2 separate regions of the Mus musculus genome follow, and region 1 is linked to region 2. The links are chromatin contacts, found by Hi-C or POLR2A ChIA-PET in ENCODE. All regions are on one chromosome and are shown on one strand. The core of a region is the stretch at or near the end of the contact, and the rest is flanking DNA. Distances in the headings are between cores, read along the strand shown.

The links. Hi-C counts contacts between places; a loop is a spot of excess contacts on that map. ChIA-PET counts read pairs that join two places held with the same protein, here RNA polymerase II (POLR2A).
Region 1: a map of CH12.LX shows a loop between it and region 2 (3-fold over the local background). The contact joins the promoter of Ercc1 here to the promoter of Fosb in region 2. A Hi-C loop is called at or near these places in 32 of 37 maps with a recorded cell type or tissue (CH12.LX, CH12F3, Patski and 11 more). POLR2A ChIA-PET finds 5 or more read pairs at or near these places in 4 of 5 experiments (Patski and embryonic stem cell).

What each region holds. Positions count from the first base shown.
Region 1 is chr7:19,343,308-19,347,552 of GRCm38, reverse strand. Ercc1 (excision repair cross-complementing rodent repair deficiency, complementation group 1) reads right to left here and starts at 2,482. Exons shown (of 10, transcript NM_007948.2): 1 at 2,357-2,482; 2 at 1,836-1,947. The coding sequence starts at 1,940.
Region 2 is chr7:19,307,070-19,311,613 of GRCm38, reverse strand. It overlaps Fosb (FBJ osteosarcoma oncogene B), which reads left to right and starts at 1,569. Exons shown (of 4, transcript NM_008036.2): 1 at 1,569-2,308; 2 at 4,174-4,494. The coding sequence starts at 2,183.

The DNA of each region.
Region 1 (4,245 bases), core at 1,233-3,732, 35 kb before region 2:
GATTCCCTAGAAAAAACAGAAAATCCTTTTTTTTTAAAAGACTTTAGCAATGGGCATTGATGGCTCATACATTTTTTTAAAGATTTATTTATTTATTATATATAAGTACACTGTAGCTCTCTTCAGACGCCCCAGAAGAGGACATCAGATCCCACCCATTATAGATGGTTGTGAGCCACCATGTGGTTGCTGGGATTTGAACTCATGACCTCTGGAAGAGCAGTCAGCGCTCTTAACCATTAAGCCATCTCTTCAGCCCTGGCTCATATATTTAATGCCTATCTCAAAACCAAAACCAAACAAAAACGGCCCAAGCAACCTTAGTGAATGCCTCATCTAACCAGCTTCCATGTTTCCTTTTAAATTCTTATTTTATTAGTATTGAGTGTTTTGCCTGCATGTATATACATGCACCATGTACATTCTTGGTTGCCCTCAGTGGTCAAAAGAGGGCACTGGATCCCCTGGAACTGGAATTACAGCCGGTTGTAAGCCACCATATGGATGTTAGGGAACTGAACCTGGGTCCTCTGCAAGAGCAACTAATGCATTTAAGTGCTGAGCCATCTCTTTAGATCACCAATTTCTTTTTCTTAGAGGACAAAAACTTCCATTTCTAGCCTTTGGTGGTGGCCGCACACCTTTGATCCTAGCACTTGGGAAGCAGAGAGAGGCAGAGCTCTGTGAGATCCAGAACAGCCAGGGCTACACAGAGAAATCAAAAAAACTTAGATAGATGGATAGATAGACAGACAAACAGCCAGTTTCCAACTCTTAAATGTCAAATCCAGAGCCAAGGAGACGGCTCAGGGGACAGTGGTGCCTGACACCTAAGCTTGAAGCCTGAAAGTTACCAGATGGAGGCAGAGAATTGACCTCCACACAAATGCCCTGGCAAGTACACCCCCAACCCACACTACATAAAGAAATGTAAAAACAAAGCAAAATAATAACAGAAAAAGGTCAGATCCAAATCCATAACTTGAAAACCCAGAATACTGCTTATACAAAACCCATAGCTGAGTTTAGTGTTGTGAAATGCACCTGGAAGTTCCTATCACTTGAGAGATGGAGACAGGAGGATTGCTGCAAGTTTTAGGTCATAGCAAGGCTCAAGAAAGAAAAAAAGAAAGAAAAGAAAAGAAAGAAGGAAGGGGGGGCAGGCAAGATGGCTCAGTGGGTAAAGGTACTTGCCAGCTTCGTGACCTCACTCAGTTCAGTCCTGAGGATCTACACAGTACAAGGATAAAATCAAGTCCCACGGGTTATCTTTTGCCCTTCACAGGAGCTTCACAGCACTCATCCATGTGTGTACAGACAGCACAAAGACATGTTTTAGAGGCCAGAGAGATGCCTTCTCAGTTAAGAGCACTGGCTGCTCTTCAAGAGGATCTGGATTCAATTCCAGGTCTAGGGGAGCCAATGACTTCTGGCCTCTGCAGGTCTACATGCATGTAGTGCACAGACATACAGGCATGCAAAACATCCACACAAAAAACAAAAGGATGTTCCATTGCTATAACCTCAGCACTTGGGAAGTGGAGATGGGAGGAACTGGATTTAAGGCCAACCCTAGCTACACATCAATTTCAAGGCTAGCCCAGGAAACATGTGACCCAATCGAAGACCCAAACTAAACAAACAAAAGCTATCACTGGCCATTGCCCAGCTGCCAGCCTCTCCCTTAACCACCCTGTCATGCCATTTTACCAACGGGCAAACCGAGGATTGCAGAGCATGGCAGGTTATTTTTCCAAAGCAACCCAAGCCTAAACTCACACCGTAGTCCCAGGGATCCTTTTAACTCCCAAGAGCCCCCAAGTCTTCGCTCTTACCCCTGCACAGGGCACCTCTTCTTCCTCCAGTGGGATAACAAACTTCCTCCTGGTGGGTGGTCCTGAGGGCTGTGGCCGACTTTCCTCGTCCTTCCCAGGGTCCATCTGGGGCCTGAAAGGCGTGGCGACATCGTCGTAGGCATTTCCATATTCCAGAGGGAAACTCTGGCTCACAGTGGTATCCCCACCCCATCCCACAAAAGGTTGCCCGGTTCGCTAGCGTTAGGTTCCAGAGGACCAACCAGTGGGCCCGCCCCTTTCCTCCTTCTCACTCCGGATTGGTCTACGGGTCTTATAGCCCCGCCTACCTGCTATTACTCCCGCACGACACTCGCTCAGAGGCAATTGGCCCCGCCCCCAGGGGCACACCTGGATGCTTTCGCCTCGCCCAGTCCCGGCCTAGTCTCAGCCTCCGCAATGATTGGCTTCTTCCGCTGCCAATCATCAATCCCCGGCCTCCATCCACCTCCACCCTGTCCCTCTCGGTCCTAGCTCTGCGTCTAAGCACTGCCAAAACTCACCTGGTCTTTCCCGATGCCTAGAAGGAAATACCACGGGGGGAAACAGAGGCGACACAACGCCAGCACAGCCAGCACAACTCCTGCTAGACTCACTTCCGGCCGCTCTGGCCCTTCGCTCGTCTCGCTGCTCCCCGGAGGAGTTAGAGCGGGGAACTCTATTCGCGCTGCTCTCTATGGTCCTGGAGGACCGCTGTGGTTTGGGGCGGATGGAAGCTTGTGCATCTTGGTACCTGGGAGACTTTGACTTCAAGTAGTTGTGTTCCAAGGCCCTCTTGAGCGCTTCCCAGACTCCAGATCCGGCTCAGTGATGATCAAAGGAGGTGGGGGAGGGAAAGGAGGAAAGGAGAGAGAGACAGAGACAAAGAGAGAGAGAGACAGAGAGAGAGAGAGAGAGAGAGAGAGGAGGGAGGTGAGATTTCAGAGGACGCCCTCCCTGTAAGCGTGGGTGGACTCAGCCCACAGACATTGACTCACTCATTCTAAGCCATTCCCCACTTGCATCCCAAGCAGGGACTGATACCGACAGCTGTGGCTTAAAGTCCAGTGGGACAGTCAGACAGGGACAACCCAGAGCGGGCAGGGTCGGGAAGGGAGAGCCCAGAGGACATTGAGCCCGTGTTAGGGGGCACCTGACCCAGCTGGGGTGTGAGGACGGGCTTCCTGAAGGAAGGGACACCTGTGTTCCGAGACCTGGGCCCCATGAATGACTTAGTATGACTCATTTCCTGGAAGGACAGTTTCACCCCGTTCCAACTTGTAGTTCTGTGATTGCTAAGGAAATAGTTTAATGGTCTTATATATTTTTTGTTCTTGCTCATTTCCTTTGCCTATTCCTTTTAACAAAGATTGGCTCATATCCTTTGCCCATTTTTTCGAAATGAGCAATTCAACGGTTTTTTAAATTAAAAAGGGGGAGGAAAAGGAGATGAGCATCTTTTGATTACCGCCCATTTGTTGGAGTGATGCTTAAGGGCTGATGCTGTTAGTCACTTCATTAGGCTGCAAATCTTTCCTTCGAGTTCATACTTTTAAAAATTCTCCATTTAAAATTTTGCATGCATTTACCAACGTATTCTCCATTTTCTTTTGGTCTTCGTGTATTGAGAGAGGGCACGCCCAAAGGTCATCATATGTAATCCCTCTATATCTTTTTTAATGTTTTCCTAGTTGTGAGGTGTGTGTGTGTGTGTGTGTGTGTGTGTGTGTGTACAAGCACATGCCTACGCTGTGAATTCTAGGCAGAGACACTACTATTGAGCCATGGCCCCAGGCCTTTGGAAGTGTGATACAAAACAGAACTATTAATAGTAGCCAGGCGAAATGGCTCACACATTTAATCCCAACACACGAGGCAGAGACAGGCGGATCTCGGTGAGTTCGAGGACAGCATGACCTACAGAGTGATTTCCAGGTCAGCCAGAGCTACAAAATAAGATCCTGACTCAAAACTAGTTAATTTATCAAATTTAATAGTAAGTAACCGTTGATCCTAGGAAGGAAAGGGGTTGAGCTGCCAAGGAATCAGAGTGCCGTGCATAAGCCTTGCCATTAGAGGGCGCGCCTGAACCGTGTGTTCTGTGAAGGAAGCGCTGACAGAGGCAAGTTCCCACTGAATGCCTTAGTTTCTCTACCTGGAATCATTTGCTGAGGTTAAAAGGGTGCAGTAAGACCGCAGTGAGTGGTGGCAACCACCAGCACGCATGTAAACCCAGCACCGAGAACGCTGAGGCAGGAGGACTGGAGCAAGTTCCAAACTAGCTTATGTCCTACTTAGTGACTTCCAGCCCAGCCTGTGCCACAAAGCAAGACCCTGAACAAAACAAACAAAAAAACCAAAACCTCTGGATGTATTGGTGTCAACCCTAACACTGGAGAAGCAGAAGCAGGCG
Region 2 (4,544 bases), core at 320-2,819:
AACAGACAGAGAAAGGAGGAGGGCAAAGGGTAGAAAGAGGAGGGGATGTTCACAATAGGGGGAGGGGATGTTCACAATACGTGTATATATATTCTTTCCTTCTGGATGTGGATAGAACCCAGGACTTCACACATGCTAGACATTCATTCCACTTTAAGCTACATTCCCGCCCTCACATCCCCTTTTGTTTAAATCATTAATATTGATATTATTATTATTATTATTATTATTACTACATATGAGTACTGGTTGTTTTCTGTCTTTGCATGCATGTGGAGATCAGAGAACAATTTTTAGGAGTCATTTTTCTTCTTCCACCGTGAGTCCCAGGGATGGGACTCAGGTTGTCAGGTATGTGTAGCAAGCTCCTTTACCTGTGAACCATCTTGCTGGGGCTGATACCTGCTGATTGCTAAACACATGCCACCGATTATATTAATGCACTAGTATTTTATTTATTTATTTTTCGAGACAGGGTTTCTCTGTGTAGCCCTGGCTGTCCTGGAACTCACTCTGTAGAACAAGCTGGTTTCGAACTCACAGAGATCTCCCTGCTTCTGCTGGGATTAAAGATGTGTGCTGCTGCCGCAGCTGCCACCACCACCAGACACCACCAATTATTATTGTTCAATTATTATTGTATACACACTTTCTTTTCTGTCTCCTGAGCTAAGTGGGAAGGAGAGGCTTCCAACACCATCAAGCCTGAAGAACTCACCGGGTGTGGGTTCCTACCTGCTCCAATTCTGCAGGTCCCCCAGATTCAGGGACCCGGAAAAGCCACCTATCCTTTGCTTAGCTATGAGTACTGAAGTTTTAGATCAGGGAGGGAGCACATTTTCCAAGCTCACCGAGTCACACAGAATCCGTGACAAAGCTAGTGGGGAGGGGACTGCATCCTTACCCATCCCTACACCTGGAGATATCACAGACTCTCCAATTCCTCCTGAGCCTCAGTTTCCCCACCTAGACTGATTATACCCCTCTCGCCAGAATCTGCACTGGGGACCTTGCTCTTTTTCACCAGCAGGGGCGCTGCACCGGTTTGGGGAGGGTGGGGTCCCAGGGGTATAAGCAGACCTGGGATCTGGAGTTGCACCTTCTCCAACCCGGGTCAGCAGGGGCCTTCTGAGGGAGTTTAGGCGCCTGTCAATCTCAGCCTCCGGGACAGCGTGGAACTGCGCAGGCGCGGGCGGGTTCCGCACAGCGCAACAGCGGGCGCGCGCAGGAGCGAGGGATTCCCTCTGACGTAATTGCTAGGATACCAAACAAACACTGGGCCGCGCTGGCCGAGCTCCTTATATGGCTAATTGCGTCACAGGAACTCCGGGGAGGGCGGGGCGGGATCCCCTCCCGCGAAGCCCCTCAGAACGCAGCCTTGGGGACCCCCGAGACCCCCAGGGTCACACTATGGGCAGGTGGCAGGTGCACGAGGCCCTGGAGGGCGCCACAAGGAGCTCAGTCGGCGGGAAGGGAGAGTTTGGGAGGTTTGTGCATGGAGTTGCGGGTGACGCAAGCGCGGGGGCGGGTCCCGGAGGCATAAATTCAGCCCGGCAGCTCCCGGTTTCATTCATAAGACTGGAGCGGCTACGCCGGGGACACGCGGAGCCGGGGCTTGCTGGACTTGACTACTGGTGACTCTTTCTTTTTCTTCTTCTTGGAGGCCGTGAAAAATTTATATATATATATTTATATATATTTTTAAACTGGAGAGAAAGTTTTGTGGGTTTCCTTTTTGCAAGACTCTTTCTAGATCGTTCTTCCGATTCGTCCGGAGGATAGACTTTCTTTCTGTGGGCTTCTGGATCGCGCCCCTCTGCTCTCCCTCATTTCTTGGGACGCTTCGACAGGATTGGAACTGCATCTGAAGCGCACGCTGCACCGCGGCACTGCCCGGCGGGTTTCTGGGCGGGGAGCGATCCCCGCGTCGCCCCCCGTGAAACCGACAGAGCCTGGACTTTCAGGAGGTACAGCGGCGGTCTGAAGGGGATCTGGGATCTTGCAGAGGGAACTTGCATCGAAACTTGGGCAGTTCTCCGAACCGGAGACTAAGCTTCCCCGAGCAGCGCACTTTGGAGACGTGTCCGGTCTACTCCGGACTCGCATCTCATTCCACTCGGCCATAGCCTTGGCTTCCCGGCGACCTCAGCGTGGTCACAGGGGCCCCCCTGTGCCCAGGGAAATGTTTCAAGCTTTTCCCGGAGACTACGACTCCGGCTCCCGGTGTAGCTCATCACCCTCCGCCGAGTCTCAGTACCTGTCTTCGGTGGACTCCTTCGGCAGTCCACCCACCGCCGCCGCCTCCCAGGTAAGTTTTAGATCGTAAAGATTCTACTTTAGTGGTTGGGGGGGGGGGTGTTTCTTTCAGGCTAAAGTGTAGATTGAGCATCCTCTCAAATAGAGACGCGCCAAAACCCAGGATCTGGGATTGCAATAGTTCGGTTTGCACTTTGGTTTTTTGTTGTTTGCAAACTGCAAAGAATGGAGTGATGTTTGCAAAAGGTTATTTGCGCGGAGCGCGGGAAAGGAATGCAGCTGGGCAAACGTTGGCGATGCCCGGTGCAAAGTATATACCCGGTGGTTAGCAGAAGCTGAGAACTTTTAGCCGAAAGCCGGCTCCCTAAGCCGAAGCTAGGCAAGTAGGGGAAGAAAAAGAAACAAAAAATTCCAGAGAAGCTTCCAGGAGCCTCCTCCTCTTCCCTCTTCCTTCAAAACGCGGACTGCAAGTCCGCAGTCACCCTCCACCCAGCAAGAGTTAGGGCCTCGAACCCCGGTCACGCTGCCTCCGCCTCCTGCGCGGAGACGTAACGGGGGACCCGTGCGTAAAGGCTGACGCGCTGGAATCCTCCGTCTGACGCGGGGCACGCACAGCGCGCAGCGCCCCCTCCGCCCGCCCCGCCCCTGACGTCCCGGGCACGTTCTATTTTGGAACGCCGAGGCCACGTTGCTAAGGGAGGGGGCAGCGTGGCTTTGTGATTGGCTGTCGCGGCGCGAGCTTTAGCCAATCAGCGTTCCCTTCCTATTTGTAGAGCGTAGCTCCCTTCCTTGCTTTTTGTGGTTCTTCCCGTGCTGGGGGTCTCCAAGAGGGAGAGCTAGGGGATTCTTGTCGCGATCGGGGGACTCGTTGTCACCCCATGGGTCTGCGAGGACCTTGTGTGGACCTGGTCCTGTTGTCATAAGCTAGAGGCTTTTGGCTGAGTGTTAGCGCCTCTAAGGGGGAACTGAAGGCCTCATCCCTTCTCCAGGCACACATATACGTGCTCCCTGAGCTCTAGACACTCAGTCCTTCCGAGGTGTTCAAACACTAGATGAGCTAGCCTACGGAGAGGCAGCCAGGTGGTCTCTAAAAGGTCTGCCTTCCCTTAGTTCCCAGGGCTCTGATTGGCCAGGGATTCAGCCCTTCCCTCGCCACGCCCCCTAGAGTAGTTAAGCCTCTAGGATTCCACTTGCGGGAAGGGGGGGGGGGGGCGTGATGGACGCTTCTTGGGTTCGGGGACGCAGATCCTATGTCACCCCATCCCCTGCAAGACAGTCTGAGAGATTCTCGCTGTCACTTTTCTCTGCCTATCAGTTCACTGAAACCTGTCAGTCTCACTGGGGAAGAGACAGACACTCGGAAGGGATGCTCTCAACTCTTAGGCCGGTCCCCCAACACCGTTGGAACTGGGATCTCCGCCCCTGCGGGAGCCCTCATGCAGTGGGGGGTGTGTTTGTGTGTGAGTGGAGGAGAGGAAGGCTTGGGCTAAGGCCTCTCCCTCTCCCTCCCTCTGTGGTGGGGGTGGGGTGTTTTGGCTGTATGTGTGTGTGAATGTCTGTGGCTCCATCCCGGGAGGTTTGTCACCAGGTTCTGTCCAGCCTCCTCTCCCACCCACCCCCCCACACCTAAGAGTCACCAACCCGGGGTGTGATTCACCACCCGCTGGAACCGTGCAACCTTTCCCCGAGGAAGAAGGAGGAGGTAGAAGGCAGTTGAACAGAATCTCTCATTAACCACTGCGTCACGGTGTAGTGGAAGGGTGGGTGTTGTGGCTTTTTGCCTGTGACACACACATCCACACCCGCTCACCCTGTGCTCACTCACAGGGGTCGGTGTGTGTTATGTGTGTTGGGCGTGTGTGTGTCGGTGGCTTTGTTTGTGTGTCTACGCCTGTGTGTGTATGTCTCACCCCGTAGGAGTGCGCCGGTCTCGGGGAAATGCCCGGCTCCTTCGTGCCAACGGTCACCGCAATCACAACCAGCCAGGATCTTCAGTGGCTCGTGCAACCCACCCTCATCTCTTCCATGGCCCAGTCCCAGGGGCAGCCACTGGCCTCCCAGCCTCCAGCTGTTGACCCTTATGACATGCCAGGAACCAGCTACTCAACCCCAGGCCTGAGTGCCTACAGCACTGGCGGGGCAAGCGGAAGTGGTGGGCCTTCAACCAGCACAACCACCAGTGGACCTGTGTCTGCCCGTCCAGCCAGAGCCAGGCCTAGAAGACCCCGAGAAGAGACAGTAAGTATGAGGCCTCAGGAGTTGGGATGGAGGAGCCTAGCTAGGGATGT